Linked DNA regions of Homo sapiens: region 2 is linked to region 1. The links are chromatin loops, found by intact Hi-C in ENCODE. Cell type or tissue: pancreas. All regions are shown on one strand. Links, peaks and the distances in the headings refer to the core of each region. The heading gives the core; the rest is flanking DNA. Region 1 overlaps LIPI (lipase I). Region 2 overlaps LOC105377134 (a long non-coding RNA gene).

Region 1 (16,343 bases), core at 3,509-11,508:
GATTGGGGTGGTGATTATATAACTCTTTGTATGTATGAAAATCCATAGAACTATACAACAAAAGAATAAGTTTTACTGTTACATAAAATTTTTGAAAGTAGCTTTAGCACAACATTTTCTAGAAGTCATCTGAAGTCACCTCTGTCGTGCATAATCCCTCTCAGCCCTAAGGTCTGAGGTCCTACTCTACTGGAAGCACCTAGAAGGAGAGCTCTGCTGTTGTCTCTATCACAGTCTGTTACAAAAAGATAATTACTTGTTGACTGCATGCATAGTTTAATCTGGACCATAAGGCATCACATTTTTATAACTCACATTCCCAATAATTTGGCAGTATTAAATCTCACTAATTGCACATTATCTGTATGGACAGATCTAAATAGGAAAAGCAAATAGATGGTTTCAGCAATTACCTAGGTAATTAAACTTAAGCATACATTGATCCAAACATGTGTTAGCATCTCCAGCCAGCAGGGAATGTAGAGAGTTTTGCTCAACAACCACAAAATGTATTTTAGTATTTTTTCCCCAGAGTAGAAACAATTGCATCCAGATTTCATACATTTAATAAATTTTCATAGTTTATCCATGTTTAAATTTTACATAAAAGTTAAAATTGCATACTTGTTCTGTTTTCTTTTGCTCTGTTGCATATCCTAATGACTTCACCCTATTTTTTACCTAACACATGAATAAGTAAAATATAATATTTCTCTATGTAAAAATGATTAAGAAGACAGTGAGATAAATAAAATATGGACAGACCTGTTTGTCTTTTCCCTTTCCTTTATAATAAGTGGCTAAGAAAAAGAAATGTATGCAGAGAACAATGGTTGTGTGCTCACCAACATTCTGTACTAAGGTGTAAATATCATAACCTGAGATAGAAGATTTAAAAATGTTCCTCCTCCTTGACGTCTCTTCTAAGCATATATAAAAATGAAATTGTCTAAAATGAAGATAGTTACATATGTATAGATATTAACTATTTATGATAAAACAAACTTTGGGGAAAAATGAAGGATCCAATAATAAAGGACACTAAATTTAATAATCCACAAAAGATAGAATACAAAGTAGCCATTAACTTAGGGAAAAAAAATGCTTACAACCCAGTTCATGATATAACATAGAACCAATAACGTTGTGTTCACCTTGTTTTTTATGTAAATAATGAGACTTGAAGATACTGCAGTGTAGGCTGAATGATGTATACACACAGACACTGTGTCATATAATGTAAAAAATTAAATGCATGTTTCAACTGTAACATATGTGTTTATGAGTAAATATAACAAAATATTAACAATTACTATCTCATAGTTGCAGAATTACATATGAATTAAAATTTCCAAATCTTCCACAATGGGAATAATTGACTATATTTCTTATTGAAAAAGCTGTTATTTTTAAACTAGTAATAACTAAAAACAAAAGAAAAATAAAACAAGGACAAATTAAAAACTCCAAGAAAGATTTTAGTTTCAAGTCATTGCAAAGGTGCTTCTGAGCTGAGAAACCTTAGGTAGCCTGTGTATCAACTCTGGATTTCTATTTCTTAAACTAATAGAGAGGATACCTCATAGATTTGTTGCAAGGACTGAAAAAATAGCATTTGTAATGTAGTAGACACCAATTAAATGTTTCCACTGTTACTCATCTAGAAAGCAGTTCACTAATATAAAATAATTATCAAGGATATATCCTTAAAGATGCCTAAATAGTCAAAGAAATCATCAATCTTAGGTACACGATATATCTTAAGTGTGTCATCCAAAGCATGCATGTTGGAGAAAACTGAAAATTCCTTGCTTACATATTAGTTCTCTATAGGAAATAATTAAATTCACTTTGGGGCAGATAACTCTAAAGATAAATTCTACTTTCAGAGATAAAATTGCAATCAATGCAGATTTTATTATCTAACTTTCTTAGTCAACTGTGATCAGAGCCTTCCTATATCCTTAACAACGCCCTGGGTGAGAGTATTGATCATTATAGTTCTCAGAGTGAGAATGGTAGCAGAAGTGAATAAAGAGTTTGAACAAGATGTTTAGAAAGTAGTAATAATACAAATTTTCCAAGAATCTAGGAGTATTTATATAGTTAGAGAAGGAGACATAGTTTCACAGAAGTATTTGGAATAAGGAATTTTGTTGATTAAATATTTCAACAAAATAGACAAGTATGTTTTATATAATTATGACGTGGTCAGCCTGTTCATTGAGCTGTGTATTTATAGATAAGAGAAGGCATAATGAAAGTCAAATTGGGGACCAATCAGGGAAGGGAAGAAAATGAGAAGAAATGATTTAGCACCTAATATTAACTAAACACTTTACATATATTATACCACTAAAAATAAATGTACAGAATGGCGAGACAAATATAGAAAGAAAAGCAACCATTTTATGAATAAGAATTATTGAATGCATTTATATATATTTGTAATATATCTTAATCAAATTTTGTTAAGATGTGTATTGATTATTGAATACCTAGGTAATAACTATAATTGTGTCCCACAACAGTTAGTGAAAATATGTGTTGTAATTTTCAGGATTTCAAACTAAAAAATTCTTAAGATGTGTACCCAATTATACAATTACCACCTAGAATTATGTCATAACAACTTCTAGGCAAACTAAAGAGAGAATCATTTATTTTAATTATTTGTATTTTAAAATTCTTATGTAATATAACTGCAGAAAAAAATTAATAAAAACAGTTTGATGTCATGGAAGAATGAAGTCAGAAAAAAGAAAAAAATAACAATTTTAAAAGTCGATTGTGAATTAAAATATTCCTTAATATGATAGGTAAAATGCTGATTTTTAAAAAAACCTAAGTATAATAATCTATTTGTTCAATAATGACTCTAATTGTTTTTTTTTTTAAAAAAAAAAAAAGCTTATTTCTCACCTTCCTTAAACAATTTGATTCTTCTCAAGTGAGGCACAACTCACACAACATAGAAAAACATACATATGGTACTCTCACTGTTGATTTTGTTTGAAGTTCCTGTTCCTTATTTGTATCACTTCTCAACATTTCTCTGAACCTGGACAGCATCATTTGAGGACCAAGGAAAAATTGGAGAGGGGGTGGTGGAGAGTGACAGTGGAGGAAACATTTTAGGATGGATCAACAAACTTTGTAAAATTGTAAAGTTAGTTTTTAAAAAATTGCTACTTTTAGACACTCTTCAGAGTTCTAGAGTCCCAGTCCCCATATTCTCCCAAAGTTTAGCCATAATGTTTAAGAGAAAAAGTGAAAGATAGCCAGGTGTGGGGGTGTGCACCTGTAACCCCAGCTGTTTGGGAGGCTGAGGCAGGAGAATCGTGTGAACCCTGGATGCGGAAGTTGCAGTGAGCCGAGATTGTGCTATTGCACTCCAGCCCAGGCAACAGTGCAAGACTCTGTCTAAGAGAGAGAGAGAGAGACAAAAGTGAAATGTGAAAGATTTTAGCATCTGTGCCCTGCCCTTGGACCAAGTTCAAGTTGACATTGCTACCACCACCACCTCGCCAAGGAAGGATGAGGAAACCAGGCTCTCTCTGCTCTGTATATCTAGGATAATACCCACTACCATGCTATGGGCTGCTGACAGACCAAGACTTGAACAGACTGCACTGCCCACAGTTTCTTGCTCATTCAGCACACCTGAGTGGAGCACCGCCCTCTCTGGTCACAAGCCCACACCTAGCATCATTTTGAGAGTTTAGTGATATGCTGTGCCTGACCCTTGGGCCAAGTTTGAGGAGATGCAGCTGCAGCTGCCAACCAGCCAGAGGAGGGATGGAGAGATCAAGCTCTTCTAAGCACACTTAGGACAATAACTACTCCCCTAATGCCAGCAGCTGTGGGACTGAGGTCTAGCCTGCCCCACCCAACACAGCCACCAGGAACACCAACATGGACCAGTTGTGTCCCAGTGCATTGCTCCACCACCACTCATCATCCACATGCTACCCAGAGATCTGAGAGCCTTCCCACACAGCTGGCTCACCACTCCCACTACTAACTTTTTTGTTGTTGTTGTTTTGTTTCGTTTTGAGACGGAGTCTTGCTCTGTCAACCAGGCTGGAGTGCAGTGGCACGATCTCAGCTCACTGCAAGCTCTGCCTCCCAGGTTCATGCCACTCTCCTGCCTCAGCCTCCTGAGTGGCTGGGACTACAGGCGCCTGCCACCACACCCGGCTAATTTTTTGTATTTTTAGTAGAGATGGGGTTTCATCATGTTAGCCAGGATGGTCTCGATCCCCTGATCTCATGATCCACCCACCTCGGCCTCCCAAAGTGACCCACTACTAACTTAAACAAGCTACTTGGAGGCCCCAAAATCATCCCTCCAGGACCAACTAGCACTGGGGCCAGTATAGGCTGTTCTGGGGCCTAAAAACAGGCACATTTACCCCACTCTGCCACCACTGGGGTCTGAAGCCTGGTTCAGTTAGCATCCAAGTCCCCATCAAAACTTTGCCACAACATCAACTAATAACTACCTTAAGTCACTGAGGAAATCACAGTTAATACAGACTCTGTGTACTGCTGAAGAAGTCATACAAAATTATACTATCACAGGCACCCAAAATCAAAACCAATATATCCTACTCAACCAACAATCTACAAACATCTTTAGGAAAAAATTCTCCCCTATAGAAGCACTTTAAAAAACTGAAACAAGTGACTGCTACACCAGATGTGTAGATATCAGTAGAAGGACACAGAAACATGAAAAAGCAGGGAAATATGACACCACCAAGGGACCGCAACAGTACTCAAGCAATAGATCCCAACCAGAAAGAATTCCTCAAAGTGCCAGGTAAATAATTCAAAATATAGAATTTAAAGAAGCTCAATGAGATGTAAGAGAAATCTGAAGACTCATACAAAGACATCAGAAAATCAATTCAGGATATTAATGAGAAATTTACAAAGTTTCTTGAAAGAAAAAAAGCATAAATTCTAGAAGTAAAAATTTCACTGAAGGAAATACAAAATACATCCAAAAGCTTCAATAAGCTTCAACAATAAATTAGACCAAGAAGAAGAAAGAATCTCAGAACTCAAAGATACGTTTTTAAAAATAATCCAGTCGGGCAAAAAACAAGCAAATAAACAAACAAAAAAACAAAGCCTTTAACATCTTTTACTACATGAAGTGACCAAACGTATTAATTATTGGTATTCCAAAGAAGGAGGAGAGATCACAAAGCTTAGAAAAACTACTTAAGGAAAGTGGATAAAAACTTCTCAATCTAACAGGAGAGTCAGACATGCAAATACAGGAGTCCCACTATTTCCCAGGCAAATACACTGCAAATAGTACATCACTGTGGCATATTACCTTTAGGAGGTCTAAAGGCAAACTGAAAGAATTTTTAAATTAGCAAATGAAATGTATCTAGTCACCTATAAAGGAAGCCCCATCAGAATAACAACAGACTTTTTAGCAGAAACCTTATGAGCCAGAAGATAATTGAATGACATTTTCAAAGTGCTGAAAACACACACACACAAAAAAGTTTTGGCCAAAATATTTATATCCTTCCAGAATAAGCTGCATAAATGAAGGAGAAATAAAGTATTTCCCAGACAAGCAAATGCAAAGAAAATTTTTCACCAATTAACAAGTCCTACAGGAAATGCTCAAAGGGATCCTAAACATGGAAACAAAAAGTCAATATTCACCATCACAAAAACACAAAAATATAAAACTCACAGTTCTTATAAAACACTCACACAAAGGAAGAAGATACAGGAATAAAATGGCAACACTACAGAATCTCATAAAACCACAAAGTTCTTCAAAAAGATAAATAAAATTGATAAACCACTAGCTAGGCTAACCAAAAACAGAGAAGATCCAAATAAACACAATCTGTAAAGAAAAAAGGGATATTACAACTGACACCACAGAAATACAAAAGATCTTGAGAGACTATTATTAACAACTATGTGCTCACAAACTAGGAAACCTAGAGGAAGGGAGTAAACTTCTAGAAACATACAACCTCCCAAGACTGAACCTAGAAGAAATAAAACACCTCAACAGACCAAAAATGAGTAGCAAGATTGAATCAACAATAAAATCTCACAACAACAACAACAACAAAAAATGCCCAGGACCAGATGGATTCACAACCAAATTCTACCAAACACACAAGAAACTAATACATATCCTCATGAAACAACTCCAAAAATTGAGGAGGAAGGAATTCTATTCTTTCTAACTCATTCTAAGAGGCCAGTATCACCCTCATATGAAAACCAGATAAAGACACAACAAAACTACAGATTAATATTCCTGAAGAAAATAGATGCAAAAAATAGCAAATCAAATGCCATAGCACATTAAAAAAATAATACACTGTGATCATGTGGGATTTATTGCAGGGATGCAAGGATAGTTCCACATGTGCAAATTAATAACTATGACATATCACATAAGCAGAATGAAAGACATCATCTCAATAGATCTAGAAAAAGCATTTGATAAAATTCCACATCTTTTCACGAGAAAAATTCTCAACAAACTAGACATAGAAGGAACATACCTCACATAATAAAGACAATAAATGACAGACTCACAGCCAGCATCAAACTTAATGGGGAAAAGTTGAAAGCATTTCCTTTAAAAATTGGAAAAATATAAGGAAGTTCACTTTCACCACTCTTATTCAACGCAGTACTGTAAGTTCTCACCCCAGATAAATCAACCAAGACAACAAAATAAAAGGCACACAAATTGGAAAAGAGGAAGTAAAATTATCTCTGTTTGCTGATGATATATGCTTATATCTTGAAAACCCTAAAGACTCCACCAAAAAAACTCTTAAATTTAATAAGTGAATTCAGAAAAGTTTCAGCATACAAAATTACCATACAAAAACCAGTAGTGTTTCTATACATCAATAATGATCTAGCCAAGGACAAAGTTAAAAAGACAATTTCATTTTGCAATGCTACAACACATTAAAATACTTAGGAATATAGTTAATCAAGGAGGTAAATCATCACTTGGCCAAGCACAGTGGCTTGCCACTGTGGGAGGCTGTGAGCTCCTTGGGAGGCTGAAGCTGGAGGATTGCTTGAGCTCCAGAGTTCAAGATCAGCCTGGGCAACATAGGGACAACCCATTTCTACAAAAATAATTTTAAAAAAAATAGTCAGGCATGGTGGTGCATGCCTGTGGTCCCAGCTACTTGGGAGGCTGAGGTGGGAGGATCACTTGGGCCCAAGAAGTCAAGGCTGTAGTGAACTGTGATCATGCCAGTATACTTCAGCCTGGATGATAGAATGAGATTCTGTCAAAAAAACAAAACAAAAACAAAACTCTGTAAGGATAACAACAAATTACTGATGAGAGAAATCATAGATGACACAAACAAATGGAAAATGGCCCGTGCTCGTGGATTGGAAAAATCAGTATCATTAAAATGACCATACTGCCCAAAGCAATCTATAGATTCAATACAATTTCTATTGGATTACCAAAGTCATTTTTATAGAATTAGAAAAAAAATCTAAAATTCGTATGGAATCAGAAGAGAGCCCAAATAACCAAAGCAATCCTAAGCAAAAAGAACAAAGTTGGAGGCATCATATTACCTAACTTCAAATTATACTACAAGGCTAGAGTAGCCAAAACAGCATGGTACTGGTATAAAAATAGACACACAGATCAATGGAACAGAATAGAGAACACAGTAATAAAGCCATACCCTACAACCAACTGATCTCCAACAAAGTCAACAAAATAACACACTGATAAAAGGACAGCCAATTCAATAAATAGTAGTAGGAAAATTGAATAGCCATAGGCAGAATAATGAAACTGGACCCCTGTCTCCCACCATATACAAAGGTTAATTCGAGATAAATTGAACACATAAACATAAGACCAGAAACTATTAAAAAAAATCTTAGAAGAAAACCTAGGAAAACCTCTTCTGGCCATTGGCAAAGAATATATGGTCAAATCCTCAAAAGCAAATGCAAAGAAACAAAAATAGACAAATGGGACTTAATTAAACTAAAAAGCTTCTACACAAAAAAGAAACAATCAACCGAGTAAACAGAAAACTTACAGGATGGGAAAAAAATTATATGCAAACTATGCACCTGACAATGGGTTAATACTCAGAATCTATAAGTAACTCAAACAGCTCAAAAAGCAAAATAATAATCCAATTAAAAAGTGGGCGAGGACATGAACATACATTTTTGTAAAGAAGACATACAAGCAACCAAGAAATATATGAGAAAACAGTTGACATCACTAATCATCAGAGAAATGCAAATTAAAAGCACAGTGGGATTTTGGGAGGCAGGGCAAGATGGTGGAATAGAAAGCTCCACTATTCCCCACTGCAAAGACATCAAGTTAACAAGTATCTACACGGAAAAAAACACCTTCATAACCAAAAAATCAGATGAGCACTCATAGTACCTAGTTTTAACTTCATATCACTAAAAGAGGAATTGAGGAGATAGAAAAATCAGCTCTGAGTCACTGACACCACTCCTCCCCCATCCCCAGGAGTGGCGGCATGGTGCAGAGACCCTCTCTGGGTGCTAGGGGAAGGAGAACACAGCAATTGAGAGGCATTGAATTCTGTGCTGTTCTGTTAGAGCAAAAGGAAAAACCAGATCAAACTCAGTTGACACCAGCCCACGGAGGGAGTATTTAAACCAGGCCTTGCCACAGGGGAATCAGCAATCCCAGTAGCCTAAACTTTAGTGTCAAGAAACCTGGCCACTGAGGCCCAAAGTACTCTTTGCCTCTAAGTAAGCTTGAAAGGCAGTCTAGGCCTTCAGGACTGCAACTTGTAGGTGAGTCCTAGGGCTGAACTAGGCCCAGAGGCAATAGATTGAGGGGCCATGTCACATACTGAGACATCAGTTAGGGAAGTTAAGGGAGTACTGGCATTACCCCTTCCCTAACCTCAGGCTGCACAACTCGTGGCTCCAAAAAAAGACCCCTTCTTCCCACTTGAAGGAAGGAGAGGTAAAGGTGGGGAGGACTTTGTCTTGCATCTAGCATAGCAGCTCAGCCACAACACGATAAGGCAACAGTCAGAGTCCTAAGGCCCCGTCTCCCCTGTTCCAGGCTCTAGCTCCTAGAAAACATTTCTAGACATGCCCTGGCCCAGAAGGAACCCCACTGCCTTTGAGGAAAGAACCCAGTCCTGACAGCATTCATCACCTGCTAACTGAAGAGCCCTTGGGCCCTGAATAACCAGCAGCAATACCCAGGTACTGCATGGAGGGCCTTGGCGAGCCTCAGAGATTTGCTGGCTTCAGGGACAAAACTGCTACAGGAGGGTAGAGCACCAAGTGGGCTCGTGGGGTTCACAATTCCAGGACTTGATTCTTGGATGGCATTTCTGGACCTGCCCTGATCCAGAGGGAGCCCACTGCCCTAAATGGTGAGTCCCAGGCTAGTTAGCATTCACCACCAGCTGTCTTAAGAGAAATTGGGACTTAAGGGAAAATCACTGGTAGTCTGGCAGTACTTCTTCTGTCCAAGGGTGGTGGTGCCTATGGGGTGAGGCTCCCCTGTCTTTGGAAAGGGGAGGGAAGAGGGGGAATGACTGTGTCTTGTAATTTGAGTGCCAGCTCAACTGCAATATAGTAGAATACCAGGTAGACTTCTAAGGTTTTTGACTCTAGTCGCTGACCCCTGGATAGTACTTCTGGATCCACTCAGGGCCTGGGGGACCTCACCACCCTAAAAGGAAAAACACAGGTCTGAACGGCTTGGCCACCTGCTGATTGTAGAACACCAGGGCCTTGAGTGAACATAGGCAGTTTCCAGGGAGGAGTTACAGTAGGTCTTGGGCAAGACCCAGTGCTGTACTGGCTTCAGGTCTGACCCAACACAGTCATAGTGTTGGTGGCCACAGGTGTGCTTGTGTCACTCCACCCCCAGATTTAGGTGGCTCAGAGCAGAGACAGAGAGACTCTATATGTATGGGAAAATATAAGGAAAGAGAACAAGAGTCTCTGCTGGTAATCCAGATAATTCTCCTGGATCTTGTCCAAGACCATCAAGGTGGTACCTCTATGAGTCTCCAAGAACCACAGCATTACTGGGCCTGGGGTGCTCCCTAAAGCAGGAACAGCTTAGATCACAACACTCAAGTTGTGACCCAAGTGTTTTAAAAGGTCTGGAGTGCTGTCCTAAGAAGGATGACCAGAAATAAGCCCAGAAAGTGAGGACTACAATAAACACCTAACTCTTCAATACTCAGACACCGAAGAACATCTACTAGCATCAACACCATGCAGGAAAACATGACATCAACAAAGGAACTAAATAAGGCACCAGTAAACAATCCTGGAGAAACAGAACTATGTGACCTTTTAGACAAAAAATTCAAAATAGCAGTGTTGAGGAAACTAAAAGGAATTCAAAATAACACAGAGAAGGAATTCAGAATTCTATCAGATAAATTTAACAAAGAGATTGAAATAATTAAAAAGAATCAAGCAGAAACTCTGGAGCTAAAAAATGCAGTTGGCACACTAACAAAAGCATCACAGTCCTTTAAAAGCAGAATGGATATAGCAGAAAGAAGAATTAGTGAACTTAAAGACAGGCTATTTGAAAATACAGTCAGAAGAGAAAAAAGAATATAAAGCAAGGTAGCATGCTTACAGGATCTAGAAAATAGCCTTAAAAGGGGAAATACAAGATTTATTCACCTGAAAAAGGAGGTAGAGAAAGAGATAGGGGTAGAAAGTTTTATTCAAAGGGATAATAACTGATCCAAGATAATAACAAATAACAGGGATAATACCCAAACCTAGAGAAAGATATCAATATCCAAGTATAAGAAAGTTATAGAATATCAAACAGATTTAACCGAAAGACTACCTTGAGGCATTTAATAATCAAACTCCCAAAGGTCAAGGATAAAAAAAGGGACCTAAGAGCAGCAAAAGAAACAAATAAAATGTTATGGAGCTCCAGTACTCCTGGTGCCAGACTTTCAGTGGAAACCATGTAGGCCAGGAGAGAGTGGCATGACATATTTAAAGTGCTGAAGGAAAAAAATAAGTTTACCATAGAGTAGTATATCCAGGGAAAGTATTTTTCAAGCATGAAGAAGAAATAAAGACTTTCCCAGAAAAACAAAAGCTGAGGGATTTCATTGATACCAGACCGTATTGATTACAATGTTCACCATTGAGGTTTTGGGCACACTAATAGCCCAGACTTCACCACTCCACAATATATTCATGTGAGAAATATGCACCTGAACCCCCTAAACATAGATAAAAAATAAAAATAAAGATTAAAAAATTAAAAAAGATTTCAGGACAAGTAATATAACAGGATAGATAGATAGATAAAAAAATAAAGATTTCAGGACAAATAATATAACTGCATATTGGCTGTCTAAGTTTATTCTCTAAATTAAAGACAGCTTTTTGGCTGTTCTTCAGTGAATAAGTGCTCTCATTTATCTAGAGAACAGCATAATATTTTTAAAAGAATCTGGAAATGATTGAACTAAATCCAATTAAGCTGAATAACTAGAGGAGTTAAAACAAGTGTGCAAGGCACTCAGACTAAAGCTGCAAAATTTTGGTATCCATATAAATTTTATTAATTTTTTAATCAAGGTATTTTTATAAGAAAAAGTCACTTAATTTTCTCCAATTATGGAATACTTATATATTTATTATATATTTGGAAAAAATTGTCCCTAGCCATCATTATGTTGTGATAGTTCTGCAATTTTAATGATTGCATAACATTTAATATTACAGCTATTCCATAATCAATGTATAAATTACCCTATTATTGAGCAGTCGATTTATTTATAATTTTTAGCATTGTTAATCAAATTGTAAATGTCTTCTATAGAAATACATACGTGCATTTTAGATCTTTCATTTTATTTATTTAACAAACATTTACATAACACTTATATGCCAGGCAATATATTACATTCTTTATAAATATTACATTATTTAATCTTCTTAACAATTCTGCAAAATAGACTATAACTACTCCCATTTTACAGGTAAGGAAAATGAGGCACAGAAAGGTTAATCATATTTTCAAGGTAATAAAGCTAGTAATTAGCTGAACTGAAATTCGAACCAGGATACTCTGGCTCCAAAGCTGACACTCTTAAATGTTACTTTCTGCTATGTCTCTGAAGTATAAATTCTAGAAGAGGATAGGGCCAGAAGTATTAACACTTGGGGATTATTAGAGTATTTTATTCACTTATTTCCAAATTGTATACTATACCCAGTATACAATTTATTAGTGTATTTTATTATTAGTGGGGATTATTAATGTATTTTATTCACTTATTTCCAGTATATGTATACAATTTTACATACCTACAATTGGTGAAACAAGATGGCAATTTCAGTATAACTTCAACAATATACTTTTTTTACAGTTTGGGAAGAGATATATTATGTCTCATAGCCTTCAATTGGGTTTAAGCATTTAAAAACATGTCTATTAATCATTTTTTCTTTCTTTTTAAAATTGTTCCATGCCAATGTATTTATTTCTGCATTTATTCATTCAACAACTATTCCTTTAGTGCCCAATATGTACCAGGCACAGTTCAAGGCACTTGAAATAAGTCTTTGAAGAAAATACATAGACTCAACATCCTCAAGAAACTTATCTTCTACTTGCAGAGATACAAACAATAAACAGCAAACATAAGTACAGAGGACAGTATAGATAATAACTCCTACGAGAACAACAAAAAATTCCAGGTAAGAGGATTGATAGTGGAAGAGCTGCTGCTCACAATTGTAAACAGGATGATAAAAGTAGGCTTCATTGAGAAAATGGCATTTGAGCAAAAGCTTGGAGGTGAGAAAGTTAGCCATCGGCACTTCAAGGGGAAGAAATTTCTAGGCAGAGGGAACATCCAGTACAAAGGTTCTAAGGAGGATCCTACCTGGTGTGTCCAAGGAACAGCAAAGAAGGCTGTCAGGATATAGCTAAGTGTGCAGGTACAGTAGTCAAGGCGTTGAAATTGGGAGGTATGAGGCAGTGGAGATACTAGTTAGGTCATGTGGAGTTTGTAAGCTATTGTGAAGACTTTGGCTTTTATATGAAGTGTGAAGGCAAGACTTTTGAGATTGTTGAGCAGAGGTGTGACATAACCCACTTTTAAAAGGGTCACTCTGGACAACAAATTATAGGACAACAAATTATAGGACACAAAGCTAAAAGCAAGAGAACACTTAAGAGGCTATTTTAAGAATTCAAGGAGAGATGATAAAACTTAGTGAGTTTGTAGCAGTACAGGTGGTAAAGAATTCTGGATATTTTCAGAAGGTAGGAACAAAGAGATTTCATGATTGGATGATGAGTGAGAAGAAAAAGACTAGTCTATGATGAACCCAGGTTTCTTGGCTTAAACAACTGGAAGGATATTTCTTTCCATGTTTCAACTAGAACGTATTTTAAAAATATTTTTGTAAAAGTTATTTATATATAAATAATTTAAATCCATCTATGTCATATACATTACAAAAGTTTTCTCAGTTTACTTTTGTTAATTTTGTTTGTGACATACAGTTTTAATTTTGTATATTTGTAGGCAACCGTAATATTTTTCTTTCAGTTTCCTGTTTTGGCTTTCATTATTGTGCAAATATAAACATTTGCCTAGATTTTCCTCCATTTTTTTGTTTATCAGTATACATTTAATACTTTACCATATCTAAAATTAATCTTGATATATGACATATCAAAGTCTTTTTCACTTGTCATTTATTCCAGCATCATTTTCTGTAATGCTCTTCTTATCATCTATAAAATTCTATTTTGGAATTTTCCATTTATTCCATTATATTCTTCCTCAAGCATCAAATATCTTTATTGTTGTTTTGGAATATTACTGTTTCATAAAGCTGTGAACATTACATTCATTATTCAGTCTGTTTGGCTCATCTTATTATTTGTAATTCCAAGTTGATTAGGAACAACCAAGCAACATCTACCTTAGATTTTGACTGGAGTCATGTTAATCTTGTAGGTGCATTTAACAAGAATGGCTATTGCTATAACATTGAATCTTCTACTCCGTTGATAATTTTTTGAATATTTGCAGAATTCTCTTCATCATCAAAGTTTTAAAATAAAATTTATAAGAATGGGTCTAAATGTTTGTTCTTTTCGTTCTTTTAGTTCCTGGTTTTCAGTTCATCCTTTCCATTTGAGATCTGTATCTTCTTTTCCTCAGTTGAAGGGGAATTTTTTTTTATTACATCCGTAGTTAGTTCTTCTGCTGTGTCTCCTCTTCAGCAACATTAGGTATCCAAAATATTGCATTTCAGTTATTTCACCCTAAGACCCTATTTTCTCTATTTTTATATCTCCTTATTCTATAAGTTATTGATAAATATATTTTCTACATTATTGGTCAAATCTATTATTTACTATTTTAATGTTGATACCAAATAACTTTAGTTGTTTTTTTTTTTTTAACTCAGCCAACCTTCTTTTAACTGCAATCAGTTGTCCCATCATCTCACTCTTCACTCGTTCTTATATGGATTTTTGTTTTCTTAACTACCATTGAGAACATTGAGCAATGCTTTATGGAACTTTCTTCTGTTTCCTGTTATAAATCTTTTAAAAAGTCAACCTTATTTCTAAATCTTGATTGTTATACCTTTTCTTCTTGCATTGCTATGCTGCATTAGGCCTCATTTTGTTGTTGTTTTGTTGTGTTTTTCTTGTCCACTTCTGCTTAAATGACGAAAGTGGTAGCTGCCCTGGCATTTGCCCATGTACACAGAGGGTGGATTATCCTTGGTTCTTTTTACCGTCCATATGAATGGAACTAAATTTCTGTTTCTCATCTTGAGCTTATGTGTTGTTTTATATGCAAATATTCTAGCTAAATTTCTGATGTCTGGCCAAGATTTACATTGTGTGCTGCCTCTCGACTGAGGAGGAAATTCTCTTGTATTTATGATACCACAGGGAGAAAACTTCATCCCTGGATAATATAAATTCTTTAAATTTAAATCCCAGGAAGAAAGCATGCACTACAACTTCTAGACATCTCTAATTATACTCCAACTTTACATTTAGAAGGTATTAATAAGGCAACAAGGGGACAACAACCCCTGTTACAATGATGCAAAACTCCTGGCCCCTTTACAGCCTAGCCTTAGTGGACTACAAATATAATTTCTATTCTTATGTTTAGTGGAGGCTTTGCATCTTCAAAATAACAGTCGGGGGTTGGGGGACTAGGGGAGGGATAGCATTAGGAGAAATACCTAATGTAGATGACAGGTTGATGGGTGCAGCAAACCACCATCGTACATGTATACCTATGTAACAAACCTGCACATTCTGCACATGTATCCCAAAACTTAAAGTATAATTAAAAAATAGAATAAATTGAAATAACATTGAATAAATAAATGAATACATAAACTAACCTAAAGGAAATAAACAAAAATGTCAGCATATTAGGTCAATGGCTTAATTATAGATTATAATAATTATGTATTATATAAGTATATTTATAGATTATAGATAATATATTATATATATATTTTGTTGTTGTTGTTGAGACAGTGTCCTGCTCTGTTGCTCAGGCTGGAGTGCAGTGGCACAATTATGGCTCACTGCAGCCTTGACCTCCAGGCTCAAGTGATTTTCCCACCTCAGCCTCCTTAGCAGCTGGGACTACAGGCACGCACCATCATGCATGGCTAATTTTTTAAATTTTTTGTAGAGATAGGATTTTGCCTTGTTGCCCACGCTGGTCTCAAACTCTTGGCCTCTAGTGATCCTCCCGACTTGGCCTCTGAAAATGCTGGGATTACAGGCGTGAGCCACCACTCTTGGCCAATTTGTATACTTATAATTTAGATTTTATATTTATACTATAATTAGTATATTAACTTACACTTATATTTGATAAATATTTTAATATCTATCAACTCAATTATTTGCATTATCTGTCCTAGGAAGTACTTTCCTGACATCAAGTTCCCTAAGATGTGAACTTTAATCAGCATGCTACTTGAATTTTAATCAGAATCATAGAGTAAAAATTGCCCTGGAAGAGTGTTTTATAGAAACTCTAGAAAAACCCAGCGAAATATGCCTACTCCACAATTGTATTTGCTGTTCTAATGACCAGATAATGGAATCCCCAAATACAGTAGCCCTTTACCATTAAAAGTATTAGATGTTTTGGAAAAGAGAGAGTGATGAGAAGCAAAAATAACAATAATAATAACAGATACAGAGATTAGTTGAAGATTGAAAATCTTACAGCTCTAGTCCTTCAAGGCATGATCCCTCCCCACTATATACT
Region 2 (16,343 bases), core at 4,430-12,429, 61 kb before region 1:
CCAGAAACACTAAAATTATGTAAGATATACATAAGGATTGATGAGTAGGAAAGGATGAATTATTAATAAAAAAAGTCTGCTGTTTGAAGAAAACTAATGAAATTTTATGTCACAAACAAAGTTCCTGATGGAATACAGATTGAAATTTTTACATATGCAAATGAGTAAAGTACCAGAAGAAAACACAAACGCTTATTTTGCAGGTACACTTTATGTTGACAAAAGCCTTCCTAAGAATGACCTCATAAGCAGACATTCTGAAGGTTGATTTAGCAAACTAAAAATTAAAACTGCCTGTGTTTCAGAAAAAAAAAACAACAAAAGAGAACTTACTTGAAAAATATTAACTATATTATATATATATTCAAATGAAATGTATGTTTTCATTTTATAGGGAATTCATTATATATATATATATATATATATATATATATATATATATATATATTTTTTTTTTTTTTTTTTTTTTTTTTTTTTTTTTTTTGAGTCAGAGTCTCACTTCTTTGCCCAGGGTGGTGTCCAATGGCACAATCTTGGCTCACTGCAACCTCTGCCTCCCGGGTTCAAGCAATTCTCTTCGCTCAGCCTCCCAAGTAGCTGGGATTACAGGCAGGTGCCAGCATGCCTGGCTAACTTTGGTATTTTTAGTAGAGAGGGGCTTCACCATGTTGGCCAGGCTGGTCTCGAACTCCTGAGCTCAAGTGATCTGCCTGCCTCAGCCTCTCAAAGTGCTGGGATTACAGGCATGAGCTACGGTGCCCGGCCTATATTGTTTATTATGTATCGTATGATATATATATTATTGATACATATACCATATATATTATTACAGATATAATCTGTAATATATATATCAGTTGTATATACACATTAGATGAAAAGTTGTATGTATATATACACATTAGATGAAAAGTACATTTTCATTTTACAGGGAATTCTTTCAAATCTAATCATCAAAAACTCTAAAACTGGGCAAAGTACTTTTTTCCAGATCTACAAGTTACTTGTGTACGTAGGAAAAAGTCCTTCACATTTCTAGTATAAGAATTTAAAATAAAAGAGGAATGAAACAGTTTTCTATCCACAATATTTGTGAGGATGTTTTACACTCCTGCTTAAAGTCTAAGTTGCTGATTACTTTTCAAATAGGTAATTTGGTGGTAAGTACTACATTTAAAAAATATGTATGCCCTTTACCCATCAATTCCATTATACTAAAACACACTTAGGAAATAAAGATACATGCACTTTATTTTTTGCAACACTTATTTTAAAAAGAACCCATAGAATGGATCCTATAAATAAATTTCAGTTGCATCCGTAGGATGGAATAATATGTGACCGTTGAAGGTGGCAATAGATACAGAAGTACATTGATGTGTGAAGATGTATTTTGTTATAGCTAGCGAGGAAAAAAAATCAGTTAAATTATACATACACACAAATATACTATGGTCTTGTTTTAGCAAAAAATATGTACAAAATATAAAATTTGTAATTTCTGAGCAATTGTATTTTAAGTAAAGTTCTTTTCCTTTTTCTTATCTGTGATTGCTGCAGTGAGCGTGTACAAAGCTTCTAGTAAAGTTTATTAATAAAGGAATAATCCTTGGGAAGAGAGGAATATGAATCTTACAATATTAAAAATAATTTCTCGCTTTCTATTTTTATCATTATTTTGTGTATTGTTATCTTCTTTGAACTTTTAGCCTCTTCAGAAGTAAAAAGGGAATGTTTTTATCTGTTTCCAGATTTTATTTTCTGTATATATTATTATGAACATGGTTTTCTTATATATTCACTCAATTTATGCAAACAATGATAGATTAATAATTTCATTTCAATTGTATTCTTTAAAAATAAAAATAATATATAAATACTATTGCAAAAATATTGCTTTATAGGAGTTTATTTAAAAATATCGATCTCCCCAACTGTATTTATCCATTCTTTCATTCCATTTATTCATCAAACATAACCTGAGTACCTGTTATGTAGCAGACATATTCTACTATCTCTCAGGACGCTTCTATCCTTAAAAACTACATGTTTACCTGCCCTGCCTGCACAAGCTGAGAGATTTAATATAGGAATATTGGGACTTAATCTCCTTGAAACTTTATCTCCCACCTTTCAAACAAAAGCATTTCTGAACTTAGAAAATAGTAGAAGATAACCTTTAACTGCTCTTTGAAAAGTTTATCAGTCTTAAATACTAATATTAATCATTGGAAAGTGTTATTTGCATATATTCTGTAAGTATTATAAGTATTGAATAAAATGAGCCATGTGTATTCATTTGAATCATGAGTTTCCTTTGGCTTCAATTTGTTTGAAAATGAAGGAATTAATTTTTTTAAAAAAATGCATTATTGTTATTTCAGTGCTCTTTCCCCATAGTACCTTTAAGAACTAAAATGTATTTAAGTGCCAGTTATATGCCTAGAACTGCCCTAGACCTGCTGAGTATACCATATTCTACTTAATGTAAGGTCTCATGGATTGTGTGATACCCCGCTATTTTATATATCAATAAGATAATTTTTAAAGTGCTACCAATTATAGTTATAATAATATAAGTGGCATTCCAATGTCAGAGGTATTAAAATGTGACCTACTCTTTAAGCCATCCTGCAAAGTAGGTGTAATTGTATCTTTTACCTAATTAAAATGTTTTTGTTAAGTAGTAATAGTAACAATTATAATATCTGGCTGGGTGCAGTGACTCACACCTGTAATCCCAGAACTTTGGGAGGCTGAGGTGAGAGGATTGCTTGATGCCAGGAGTTTGAGACCATCCTGGGCAACAAAGTGAGATTCTTACTCTACAAAAATTTTTAAATAGCTGGGCATGCTGGTGCACATCTGTAGTCCCAGCTACTCAGGAGGCTGGGGATGGAAGATCGCTTGAGCCCAGGAGTTCCAGGCTGCAGTGAGCTATAGTTACATCATTGCACTCCAGCCTGGGCAAAAGAGTGAGACTTGTCTCAAAAACAAAAATCTTACAATTATTGAGTTGTAGGAACTATTCTAAATACATAGCTTCTCATTTAAGCATCACGATGGTGTCCTATGAGATAGCTACTATTGTCATCTTCATTAATGAGGAAGTTGAGGCACAGAAAGGCTAAGAAATAGTTGGTAAGTGACAGGGTTTAAAGTAGGACTCAAACCCTAATTGAACTGAATCCAAAGACTGAGCTCTTTCTATTCAAATAGGCTGCTGTTTTCATTAAGGCAATGAGCAATCAGAGCTAGTAAGTATTGTACTTTCTTCAAAAAAAAAAAATAAGTATTTGTTTTGAAGGCAGAGGAAAAACATGCTATTCATTTTTTACAGTTACATGAATGATTGTATGTTTTGAGATGTTGCACTACAGTTTCCTGAAAAGTCCTCTTACTCTCATAGAACTGCTCTACATTTGGCCTGTGCCAGTGGCCATGTGAAAGTGGTCACTCTCCTGGTTAACAGAAAATGCCAGATTGATATCTGTGACAAAGAAAATAGAACACCTTTGATACAGGTATATTAGAGCCAACTCTTTTAGCATGACATGGATTTGATTTGCATACATAGAATTAAAATAAATTGATCTCATTTACATATAACTAGTTGGTGAAACCTGTGGAATGTGTATTTTGAATTCTTGGAATTTACAATCTATTTCTTGGTCTAATACGGACAGGCTGTCCATTGCCAGGAAGAGGCTTGTGCTGTTATTCTGCTGGAACATAGCGCCAATCCAAACCTTAAGGATATGTACGGCAACACTGCTCTCCATTATGCTGTGTATAGTGAGAGCACCTCACTGGCAGAAAAACTGCTTTTCAATGGTGCAGATATTGAAGCACTGGACAAGGTATAGATCAATCAACTTTCTTCCCAAAATATTTGTTTTAACATTGACATAGGTAAGGGTCATTTTTTTATATTTGGAAGCTCAACCATTCCCTGAATGCAAATGCAAATTATTTTGAAATAATTGTCTAAGATTTTATTTTAAATATTGATACTTTTAAAGGAGCATTAAAGGGTATGGCTTTATAAAATGCACTTTGGAAAATATTTGTGAATTTGTTAAAGGTAAAACTTTTTCAACTTTTTTTCTGTGGAGGGTTATTCTTTCCTCCCCCCCCCCCCCCCAGTTAGTGTAAAACAACACAGGAAAGAAATTATGCCCTGGAAATAGGCTTTATCTTAAAACTCAAACAAAACTAAAGCAACTTACAATAAGTGGATATGTTGCTGCTGCTAATTTTCTGAAAAACCGATGTATCATCTCTCAGTGGCACAAGGCTTAACAGGGGAAAATGGGAAGGGAAAAGGAGAGCAATCAGAAATATGCAGGTCACTTGGAAATTAGGTAATGAGCGAAAATGCCAAGAATAGTTTTTTTTTTTTCTCTTAGTTTGTTGTTCTTCCAGTTTATGCCTAAAACTTAAAGTATAGTAATAATAATAATAATAATAAAAGCACCCCCAAAGCAACCAACCAATCCAAGAAAAAATACGTCTCAGGGTTCTGTTGGTCCTCTTGCATGGGCGGCCCTGCCCCCCTGTTCTGGCCTGGCTCAAGCACCCTCCACCCTACCCCAGCCTGCTGGAAGGAGCTCTGTCTACCAGAGCAGAGGGCTCCCTCTCCCAGGCTCTATCACTCTGGCTCTCTAGCTCTCTCACCCTCTCTCTATTTCTCTTATTTCCCCTCCATCTCATGCTCTTTCTGTCACTCTCTCTCTCTCCTTCCTGTCTCTCTCTATATCGTGGTCTCTCTCCCTCAGTTTCTATCTCTCCATCCTCTTTCCCTTGCTCTCCTTCAAGCTGTATCTTTGTGTATCTGTGTGTGTCTGTGTCTGTGTGCCCGCGCGCATGCACCCATGTGTGTCTGTGGGTGTGGGTTTGCTCGTGGTGGTGGTGAGGTGTGTCTGGCTGTCCATCAGCCTCTCTCTCCTGGGATCAGTCTGCCAGCTCTAGTGGCAGCGCCGGGCAAAGCAGCTCCTCCCACTCACTTGGCCACGGGCCATGTCCTTGTCGGGACAAGCGACGCTGTTAGTGACATTGTGAGAGAAAGGGCTCGTAGGGCTAGGGCGGCTGTTCACCCCTGGGCAGCCCTGGTAGCTCTGGGTGGGTGAGGAAAGAGGGGGCCTTGCAGGTGGGGCGGCAAGGGAACCAAAACAATCCCTCGGGCGGCAAGGAGGAGGACAGGAGGGTATCCCAGGACCGTGGGCCCAGGGCCCTGAGGGCTGGGAGCACAAACTGTCCTGAGCAGGCGCGATGTGGTGGAAGCTTGGGAGCTCAGGAGCCTGGGGAAGGCCTGGAGCGTCGGAAGAATGGAGGCCACCCAGAGAGCCCGAAGTCTGGGCAGGGGATGGAAACCTCTGGCGTCCCCACTCAACAGCAGGGTGCCACCACGGCGGTCCGGTGCATGGCCTCGCCAGCGATGGCGGGAGGCTCTTGGAGGCCGGCGGAAGGTCCAGCGCGGAGACCCACAGTGCTGGGGCGTGGAGGGGGAGAGCAGCCCAGCAGCGGGCGAGTGGCTCAGAGGTGACCGATCGGAGCCCCGCGGCCCTGGAGTGGCGGTGATGCCTGGAGCCAGGCGGGCGTGGCCGGGCCCGGCTCTTGTGTCAGCCAGGTATCACTGCCGCTGTCTAAGGCCTTACCGCCCTGAAGACGCCTGCTCTCCTCTGGTCTGTGAAGCTACGCAGGGTGGGGCTTGTTTCAGTTTGAGGGAGACCGCGTGGGACTACTGGACGCTGTGGGCTTTTGGCTTCCCGCTCTCTCCCTCTTTCCCCCTTTTGTTGCTCTGCCTCCCAACCACCCCCTGACTCTGCTACCCCTTTTCCGGCTGCCTGAGTCCCCATCGCACCCCAGGACCTCCTCGTGGGGGTCCACCGCTGCAGTACCGCCAGGCAGCAGCATCCCACCTCTTCCGCCTTGCTGCAGCTCCACCAGGTCCCCGGCTCTAGCCAGGCCGGGGCAGGCCAGGACCAGACCCCCAAAGGCACAGGCCCAGGTTCCCTGCCATCCTGGTTATCTTCCTGCTCCAGGAACGCCCACGTAATTCAATTCACTCATCTGGCGCCGCCGCAAACATCCAAGCCTGGGGAAGTTGCGGGCAGGGGCAGAGGGTCCCACAGATGCCAGCCAAGAGCTCCTCCAGAACGCACGGGCTGCTTTTTCCAGGGAAGGACATTGCCTTTGCCAGCTACCAGGAAAACGTCCTTGTGAACCCGGATTCCCATTGCTACCGACTTCGTGTAAACTCCCGTCCCGAGGACACGAGAGAGACTCAGGCCTCAGGCGAGGATTCCCTGGATTGCACCCAGGGTGCGTGTCTCGCCCACAGGAGCACCCCAAAGCGGCAAGAAGACACCGGGTGATGGGAACAGGAAGCCTGGCTTTGAAGAGGACGTTGAGGCAGTCCGTGGAAAAACTTCCCAGGGATGACAGTGCCTTCCCGACAGACCCTGCGGCAGAATGGGAGGGGGAGCGTGGAGTCCCTGTCTTGCACCCAGGGTGCTTGTCTCGCCCTCAGGGGGCACCCCATAGCGGCAAGAATTCCCCCAGAGAAAGGTAACAGGATGCCCCGCTTGAAAGACATGCACCCTGGGTGCAAGCCAGGGACATCCCACGACCACCCCGGGCCCGGCACAGAGACTGCAGGGAAGGCACTGTTTTTCGTGGGATTTCCCGCACCCCCCCCCGGACTGCCTCAACATCCCCTTTCAAGCCTGACATCCTGTTCCCTTCCACCAGGGTACATCTTGCCGCTTTGGGGTGCCCGTCGTGGGTGCGACTCGCACCCTGGGTACAAGCCAGAGACTCCACGACCACCCCGGGCCCTCCGCAGGGGCTGCCGGGAAGGCACTGTCGTCCGTGGGAGGGCCTGGCCCGCCACTTCTTCCCCCGTGCTGCCTCAACATCACCTTTCAAGCCTGGCGTCCTGTTCCCTTCCCCTGGAGGTCTTCGTGCCCCTTTGGGGTGCCCCCCGTGGGCGAGATACGCATCCTGGGTGCAAGCCAGGGACTCCATGAAACCCTCGGGCCCAGGGCAGGGGCTGCCAGGAAGGCACTGTCGTCCGTGGGAGAACCCCAGCGTTGATGTTGTTTTCCCCGGGCTGCCTCAATGTCCCCCTTCAAACCTGAAGTGCTGTCTCCTTCCCCCGGGGGCCTACTTGCCGCTTTGGGGCGCACCCCGTGGGAGAGACACGCACCCTGGGTGCAAGCCAGGGACTCCCCGACGCCCCGGGCCTGGCGCAGGGGCTGCCGGGAAGGCACTGTCCTCCGTGGGAGGAACCCGGCTCGCCACTTTTTCCCCCGTGCTGCCTCAACATCACCTTTCAAGCCTGGCGTCCTGTTCTCTTCCCTTGGAAGACTTCTTGCCACTTTGGGGTGCCCCCATGGGCACAACACGCACCCCGAGTGCAAGCCAGGGAATCAACAACCCCCCCATGCCCAGCAAAGGGGCTGCCAGGAAGGCTCTATCATCCAGGGGAAGTTTTTTCCCGGACTCCCTCAAAGTCCGCTTTCAAGCCCTGCGTCCTGTTTCCTTCCCCCGGAGCTTTCTTGCCACTTTGGGGTGCCCCCATGGGCGCGATCGGCACCCTGGGTGCAGGCCAGGGACTCCACGACAACCCCGGGCCCGGCGCAGGGGCTGCTGGAAAGGCACTGTGGTCCGTGGGACGACCGCGGCCCACTGCTTTCTTTCCCGTGCTGCCTCAACATCCCCTTTCAGGCCTGGCATCCTCTTCCCTTCCCCCGGAGGCCTTCTTGGCGCTTTGGGGTGCTCCCCGTGGGCGCCACACGCACCCTGGGTGCAAGCCAGCGACTCCACAACCCCATTGGGCAGGGCGAGAGGCTGCCGGGAAGGCACTGTCGTTCGAAGGACCTGCCTCGCTACCTTTTACCCCGGGCTGCCTCAACATCCCCTTTTAAGCCTAACGTCTTGTCCCCTTCCCCCGAGGACCTTCATGCCGCTTTGGGGTGACTCCTGTGGGCGAGACATGCATTCTGAGTACAAGCCAGGGACTCCACAACACCGCCGGGCCCGGCCCAGGAGCTGCCAGGAAGGCACTGTCATCCGTGGGACCACCCCAGCCGCGCTGCTTTTTTTCCCCCGGCTACCTAAACGTCCCTGTTCAAGCCTGGCATCCTGTTGCTTTCCCACGGAGGACTTCTTGCCGCTTTGGGGTGCCCCCTGTGGGCGAGATACGCACACTGTGTGCAAGACAAGGACTCCAGGACCCTCCCGGGCCCAGAATAGGGGGCTGCAGGGAAGGCACTGTCGTCCGTGAGAGGACGCCAGCCTTGCCCCTTTTTTCCCCGGGCTGCCTCAGCATCCCCTTTCAAGTCTGGCATCCTGTTCTTTTCCCCTGGGGGCTTTCTTGCAGCTTTGGGGTGCCACCTGTGGGCGAGGCACGCACCCAGGGTGCAAGCCAGGGTCTCCAAGACCCCCTGGGGCCAGGCGCAGGGGCTGCCGGGAAGTCACTGTCCTCCGTGGAAAGTTTTTCCCTGGACTGCCTCAAAGTCCCCTTTCAAGCCTGGCGTCCTGTTCCACTCCCCCGGAGCCCTTCTTGCCGCATTGGGGTGCGCTTTTAGGTGAGACACGCACTGCGTGCAAGACAGGGACTCCACGACCCCCCCTCCCCCTGGGCCAGGCGCAGGTGTCGTCCATGGGAAGTTTTTCCCTGGAATGCCTCAACATCCCCTTTCAAGCCTGGCGTCCTGTTCCCTTCCCCTGGGGGCCTTCAAGCCTGGCGCTCTGTTCTCATTCCCCAGGAGTCTTCTTGCCGCTTTGAGGTGCCCCCCCCATGGGCGTGACACGTACCCTGAGTGCAAGCCAGGGACTCCACGAACCCACGGGCCCAACACAGGGGCTGCAGGGAAGGCACTGTCATCCGTTGGACGACCCTGGCCCGCCCCCTTTTTTTTTTCCGTGCTGCCTCAACGTCCCCTATCAAGACTGGCATCCTGTTCCCTTACCCCGGAGGACTTCTTGCCGCTTTGGGGTGTCCCCCATGGACGTGACACGCACCCTGGGTGCAAGTCAGGGACTCCACGGCTTCGCAAAGCCCGGCCCAGGGTCTGCTGGCAGGCACTGTTTTCCTTGGGAAGTTTTTTCCCCGGACTGCCTCAACGTCTCCTTTAAAACCTGGCCTCCTGTTCCCTTCCCCCGGGGGTCTTCTTGCCGCTTTCTGGTGCCCCTAGTGGGGGCGACACACACCCTGGGTGTAAGCCAGGGACTCCACGGCCCCCCGCGGCTTCTGTCCTTGTTTATGGTAAAAGTAGGGAACTCTGCTTATGCACATCAACGGAATCATTATTATACGCAGAGGCCTTGGACTGGGGCATTTTGTACCCCATTGGCTCACCTTTCGTTTTACCAGAGAAGGCTTTCTTACTGAGTTTTGGTCACACTCCTTCCCCGCCCGTTGCCCCTCGTTGTGCCTGAAGATTCGCTCTTGAACGCCTGAGGAAGAAAGTGGTCTGCCTTACGACCAAAAGCCTGTGGCAAATTTTGAGTGCTTTCCATCAGGGCCGTTGCCTGGTGTGCATGCACTCACCCCTAAAGTCCCTCCCTTTATCCACCTTTCTCTCTGGGGCAAAAGTCCTCCCCGAGGCCCATACACCACGGTAGTACACAGAATCTTACCACAATCACTCCGGGTACTTGCGCGCACTTGGCAGAGTGGAGCAAGGGACTTGCGCTGGACAGACAAGGCAGCATCTCTTATAGAGTGGGAGGGGCCTGCCTCACTCATCCGCCTCTCCCCATCCAAGGACCTCTTCAGGAAGCACTGGCAAACACCGTGGTGGCTGTTGTAGCAGAGGGCATGGGGTTGGCACAACCCGCCACCGTTTGTCTCGGGCACGTGGGGGCAATCTGGAGCACTCCTGGATCACCACAAAGGCCCAGGTGGTGCCAACCCTCTCGTATCCCAGAAAGGGCAGCATGATGTTTTGTAGGGACAGTCCCCCATGGCCGCAGAGAGGTGCCGGGTCCACCCCCAAGGCAACAACCACAGGAAGCCAGAGCAAAGGTGCCTGCTGTGTCAGAGGACCCCACCAATCTTCTCAAAGCCATGAGGCACAAGGCATGAGGGCAGCGAGGTCATGCCAAATTCCCTGCCCCATGCCTCCCAACACACTACCCACGAGCGGGGAGGACAGACGAGGGGCCCCGCGAGCAGAATGAGAAGAACGGTTCCATTCACCATGAATTTCCATCCTTTGCTCCTCGTGGCTTAGTCCCGACCTGGGAGAGCGTGACATCACATTGATCATGAAAAGCCCCATAGCGGGGCGGTGGTTGAGTGAGGGTCTTTCTTGACGAAGCTGATGATCATAACAGCCCAGCCAGCCTCGCTCCGGGATAGGGACAGCAGACAATTTAAGGAAGAGAATGGCTGACGTGCACAGCACAAAGCCAACAGGATGGGGTTGTTCTGACCACCCCGTGTGCCCGCAGCAGGGAGCACACGGGTCAGAGGAGCCCATGCTGCCTTCCCCACCAGGGTCAAAGGCCCAGAGACAGTTATGACACTACGATGCATGAGAGCAGGCACACAGGTCCCAGCAATCAGCTCAAGCTGGGGCAGGGCCGGTTAGCCGGGTTACTGCTATACCAGAGCTTCACATGCATCTAGAGGCCCAATCTAATCGCCAGACAGCATGTCAGCAACAATCTGGTGGCCCAAAATGCCAACTCGGAGTGAAAGATATACCTCGCCTGGGGGCGGGGTGTCAAGTCACCGACCACACCACCGGCCCAGAAATGCGCGACCTGGACATCTGTCCTCAAAAAGGCCACCATGGCAGCCAGATATGGAACACCCAGGCCTTCTGTGGACCCCGGGACACACACAGGAGCAGCAGAGGGTCAGGGACACCCTCCCGGCCACCCGTGCAATGCAGGGGCTGGCCCATTTCTCCAGAGCGAGACTCGGAGTCATTTTCAGCCGGTCCCTCGCATGACTGGATCACATGAGGGACCCAAGCCCGGCCAGCTGCCACCTTTCGGACCACATGCGTGCTCAGGGACCGCTCTCCAACTCGGCATGGGGACTTGGAAAAAAAGATCAGGGCAGAGGGACTGGGGCCGGGCCCGGTGACCGCTCCTCGGCAACCAAAGGACAGTAAAGGACGGTCCCTGACTCCCCCGGGGACTTGGAAAATAATTCGGCAGGTGCCTCAGATGTCCAGGACCTGTACTGGCCTGCCACCAGGCTGGGAAGTTCGTCCCCAGCCACCCGCAAAATGCCCAATACGTCCCCGCGGGTCTTGGGTCAAGCCTTGGGAGTTGGGGGCGTGCTGTTTGACCAGCCAGGGCAGCCCCACACTGCCATTGAGCAGGGAAGCGCGGCGACAGCCTCCCCCCACAAGCCCTGCACGCCCGAGCTCTGACTCACAAGTGACGCGCCAGAGCTCCAGATGGCAGGGCAGCCCATGACTGGGAAACCAAAACCATGAGTGGAAGTCTTTTGAAGGCCCAAAACGCAGCACCTCCTCCCCAACTTCACAGAAACCGTTCCCCAACGTGTCTCTGCATAGGCTGCAACAGAGTCAAAAGACAACTTGGGAGTTTGAAGATGCATCTCAGAAGGAGAAAGAAGAAACGGGACTTGGTCGCGGATCGGTTAGGACACAGGGAGATACAGAATGAGGAGAGTCTTCTAGAATCCAGACAAAGACAGACAGAGGAAGGGAGGGAGAAAGGAAATGGAGAAAAGAGACAGACAGAGGAAGGGAAGGAGGGAGGGAAAGGAGCAGCGAGGGAGGAAGTGAGGAAGGAAATGAGAAACAGAGAGAGACAGAATTTTAAAAATCTAGAGAAAGAAGTATAAAGAAAGAGAGAAAGAGACATAGAAAGGGAAGAAAGATGAAAGAGATAAAGAATAAGGAAAGAAATAGAGGAAAGCCAGGAGGAAAAAACAAAGGAAAGAAAAAAGAAAGAAGAAAAAAGAAAAAGAATAAAAGGCAGAAAGAAGAAAGGAAAGAAAGGAAAGGAAGGAAGAAGAAAGGAAGGAAGGAAGGAAGGAAGGAAGGAAGAAAGAAAGAAAGAAAGAAAGAAAGAAAAGAGGAGAAAATAACAAAGAGGACAGGGCATGGTGACTCACATCTATAATCCCAACACTTTGCAAGGTTAGTTGGGAGAATCACCTGAGCCCAGGAGTTTGAGACCAGCTCTGGCAACATAGCGAGACCTTGTCTCACTTAAAGAAAAAAAAAAAGAAAAAAAAAGTTAGCCGGGCACGATGGCATGCGTCTGTAGTCACAGCTCCTCGAAAGGCTGAGATAAGACCATCTCTTGGACTCGGAAGGTCAAGGCTGTGGTGAGCCAGGGTCAGGCCAATGCACTGCAGCCCGGGTGACAGAGCGAGACTTCGTCTGAAAAAACTTGAACGAATAAAGATTGCGAGTCCTGCAAGAAAAAGATATAAAGGAAATGAAGAAGGAGGTCGCGTTCTGAAAGGAAAAATATTTTAAAAAGAAACAATGGGCGGATGCGGTGGCTCTTGGCTGTAATCCCAGCAATGTGGGAGGTCAAGTATTCAAGACCAGCCTGGCCAATATGGTGAAACCCCATCTCTACTAAAATTACAAAAATTAGCCGGGCGTGGTGGCGCGCGCCTGTAGTCCCAGCTACCTGGGGTGTGTGTGAGGCAGAAGAATCGCTTGAACCCGGGAGGCGGAGGTTGCCGTGAGTTGAGATGGCGCCACTGCACTCCAGCCTGGGTGACAGAGCGAGACTCTGTCTCAAAAAAAATCAAAAAAGAAAGAAAAAGAAAAAAAGAGGAAGAGAGAAATATGGAAAGAGAGAAAGAAGAAAGAAAGGAAAAAGGAAGGAAGAAAAAGAAAGGAAAAAGGAAATAGAAAAAGAAAAAAGAAAGAGAAAGAAAGAGGGAACTGGAGAAATTAAGAAGACAGAAATGAAAGGAGAAAGATGAAAAAAAAAACCTCTAAAAAAATAGTAAGGCCCAGGGCGGGGCTATGATGCACTTTCCACTTTACCAATATGCTGGCCAGGGAAAGAAAAATGTTAAACATAACGTAACGGTAAAAAGTGACTATGGCGGCTTAGCCAGGGTGGTTGAGTTTCCCTAGGGAGGGAGGGAGAGAGGAAGAGGAAACTGTCAGCGTCGAAGGAGAGAAACCGAGGTGAGGGGGAGGGGACAAAATAGGAGGGGGAAGGGATGGAGGCACAGTAGTTCACTCTGGAATGTTTTCTAGCCTGGGGTGGATGGGGAGACACGGAGGGCAACTCAGGAAACAAGCTGACTCCAGAAATGACACCGAATTCATAGTGCTGCCATCGCTGCCTTGAAAGGTGTGCACTGCATAATAACCTCCTTCGGTCGTTTAGTCCCACAGGCTTGACATCTACCTGCTTTCACAATATCTGGGGAGAATCAGAAAAGTCCCTACTAACGAAAAGGCCTAGGGTGGAGCTGCCATCTGTAAAACCCAGGCAGAAGAGTCCACGCGGGTTAAACACACAAATAAAGAAAAGGAAACAACTGATCAAAAGAGCAACAATCTGGCCCAACCAGAATCTCCAGAGGTTTTCTGGGCAATGAAGGAGTGGGAAACAGAGGGACGGAGGTAGAGCGGGCCTCAGAGAGCGGGGTGGGGGCGGGGGGAGCGGAGAGAAGCCACGCTCCTTCCGTACCGTGGGCGGGCGGCCAGAGCGTCCTGTGCGCCGCCTAGACTTCAAAAACGTTGACCGCTAGATGACGACCGATGACAACGCATGGAAGTGTCAGCCCGGCACCCTCCCAGGAGCTCCCAACAACTAATCGACCAGAGCCCCTGCGGGGGAAGAAGCACCGTGGCTCGGGAAAACATGGAGAAACATGCGCCTAAGCATGTACACACGTGCACGCCATATCCCACAATATAGACGAGTTTATACCGTGATAGTGAGAGAATCCATTTCTAGTAACAAAAGCAGCAGGCTGGGCGCGGCGGCCCACGCCCGTCACCCCAGCAATCTGGGAGGCCAAGGCGGGCAGACCACCTGAGGTCAAGAGTTCCAAACCAGCCTGGTCAACACAGCGAAATCCCGTCTCTAAGAAAAATGCAAAAATTAGCCGGGGTGGTGGTGGGTTCCTTTAATCCCAACTCCTGGGGCGCGAGAATCACTTGAACTCGGGAGGTGGAGGTTGCAGTGAGCTGAGATCTAACCACCACACTCCAGCCTGGGCAACAGAGGAAGACTCCGTCTCAAAAAAAAAAAAAAAAAAAAAAGAGTCAATCGCTTCCATCTTTAGACGAATACACTCTTACGCTTAGACAGATAGCTTGGAAGGTACATAAGCTTTATAAACATTTGTAATTTTGAGTCAGTCTGGCGATATTTCCAGGCCTTCTCCCTGTAAGTGGTCACAGAAATAAAAACTCCCTCCTTTTTCAGCTCATCTGCATCTCGTTATCAGGCCGCGAGAATAAGCAGCCTGACCCTCAGTTTGGTCCGGGAACAATTAAACTCCAGCCCGGGTGACAGAGGGATATTTTGCCTCAGAAAAGAAACAAGAAAACAATAAAAAAAAAATGAAGATATTAGCCGGGCGTTGTGCTGTGTTGTGGCTCGCGCCCGCGCCTGTAGGCCCAGCTACTCGGGAGGCTGAGGCAGAGGAAGATCGCTTTAAGCCCAGCAGTTCAAGGTCACAGTGAGCTATGATCCTACCACTGCACTCCAGCCTCGGTGACACAGGAAGACTCCGTCTCTAAAAAATACATGAATGAATGAATAGATGAATGTAAAAAAAAAAAAATGCAAGGAGGTGGCAGAGCACGGGAAGGCTCCACTCGTTCCTAAAGACCAGAGCAGAAAAACAGGACCATCCGTTTGAGATATATGCTATTCCGAATCACAGTGGAGGCCTTGAGGATTTCGGAGCAAGGCCCTGCCATTATCTGCAGATAACCATTCTTCTTTGGAGCCACAGGCTATCTCAGCTAGCCTCTGGCAGTTGGTAGAAACCAAACGCCCAACCGTGGGGCCACGAAGTTATCGTGTGAGCTCAGCCACTCATCACACACTGGGCGTAAGTGGGTGTGCACAGCAGCACTCCGGGGTGACACGCAAGGGCTGTGGACCGGATTGGGTCCAAACAGATCCTGAAGCGCAAGTAAGTTCCACGAGAAAGTGGCCCAAATGCCCATGGTACCCAGTCAAGAAATGAGCTAAGAAATTACACATAGCTGGGCACAGTGGCTCATGCCTGTAACCTCAGCAGTTTGTGTTGGGGAAAGCAGCCCCACACCATCCGGCGGGTACCCCGAGTCCAGTGGACACAAAGGAGTTAGAAAGAGACAAAATAAGTGTTTAAAAGGCGGGTCCAGGGGACCGGAGCGTCGGAGGCTTGCTCCAGGCCCAGAGCTCTCGGGCTCCGGCGGAATTCAATGGTTTACAAGCTCTTTGTTCTTAGGGCAGATGGGAGGGGTAGAAAGGGATGAGGAAAAGGATTAATCACCGAAGGAGAACTCGTGAGTCCTTCAATAAGATGTATAGCAGTGGCGGTTTTTGTGAATTTCCTTGAGCAAAGGCGTGTGTCTAAACTACTTAAGATCTTTAACTTATCGGGACTGAAATGGGAGGGAGTGGGTTTCAGGAGGAGCCAAGATGTTTGATGATACTCCACTGTTTCAAGGGAGTGTTATCTCCCTTAGCAACCTGTGGAATGCCTCTGAGCTGTTATGCTCTCGGGGCATAAAGACATGAAGGCAATAAGGAGAGTTTTCTTCTCAGAGGCTGCCCATGGCTCCCCATGGGTGTCTCACAGGGGAGACCAACTCATCTGGCACCCCAGAAACTCTCTTTCCCACACTTTGGGAGGGTGAGATGGGTGGATCACTTGAGGTCAGGAGTTTGAGACCAGCCTGGCAACCACGGCAAAACCCTGTCTCTACTAAAAATATAAAAATTAGTCAGGTGCAGTGGCGCGTGCCAATATTCCCAGCTACTAGGGAGGCTAAGGCAGGAAAATTGCTTGAACCTGGGAGGTGGAGGTTGCAGTGAGCTGCGAGCATGCCGCTGTGCTCCAGGCTGGGTGACACAGTGAGACTCTGTCTCCAAACAAAAATTTAATTTAATTTAAAAAAAGAAAGTACACATAGAAATTACACATAGCCAAGTGCAGTGGCTCACGCCTGTAATCTCAGCACTTTGGGAGGCTGAGACAGGTGGATCACTTTGTAGCATCATTGCTGCCTCGAAAGGACAGAGGCGTGTGTTTATGTCACTATTGGTTTTATTTTTTTCTTTTTTCCTGGAAACTCATTTTTTATTATTATTATTAGTAGTAGTAGTAGTAGTAGTAGTAGTAGTATTTTGGATACGGAGTT

The links. Hi-C counts contacts between places; a loop is a spot of excess contacts. Peaks named below come from ENCODE experiments on the same cell type or tissue, not always from the same donor. Only the 100,000 strongest peaks of a DNase experiment are listed, where the experiment ranks them.
Region 2: a loop joins it to region 1, with 3 times the contacts of the local background. A loop is called at or near these places in 2 of 110 quality-filtered maps.

The regions. Positions count from the first base shown.
Region 1 is chr21:14,126,914-14,143,256 of GRCh38, forward strand. All of the region lies in intron 9 of LIPI (lipase I), which reads right to left. It also overlaps the pseudogene ERLEC1P1. Among named protein-coding and RNA genes, the nearest start is that of LIPI, 76 kb to the right of the region's middle. In pancreas, for the core only: no CTCF peak of the experiment used is centred there; no DNase peak of the experiment used is centred there.
Region 2 is chr21:14,065,228-14,081,570 of GRCh38, forward strand. The region is part of intron 1 of LOC105377134 (a long non-coding RNA gene); the gene reads left to right. It also overlaps the pseudogene ANKRD20A18P, the pseudogene RNA5SP488 and the pseudogene ERLEC1P1. Among named protein-coding and RNA genes, the nearest start is that of LIPI, 140 kb to the right of the region's middle. RefSeq lists enhancers at 11,261-11,555, 11,302-11,591. In pancreas, for the core only: no CTCF peak of the experiment used is centred there; DNase peaks (open chromatin) are centred at 5,564, 7,914, 10,324, 11,074 and 1 weaker place.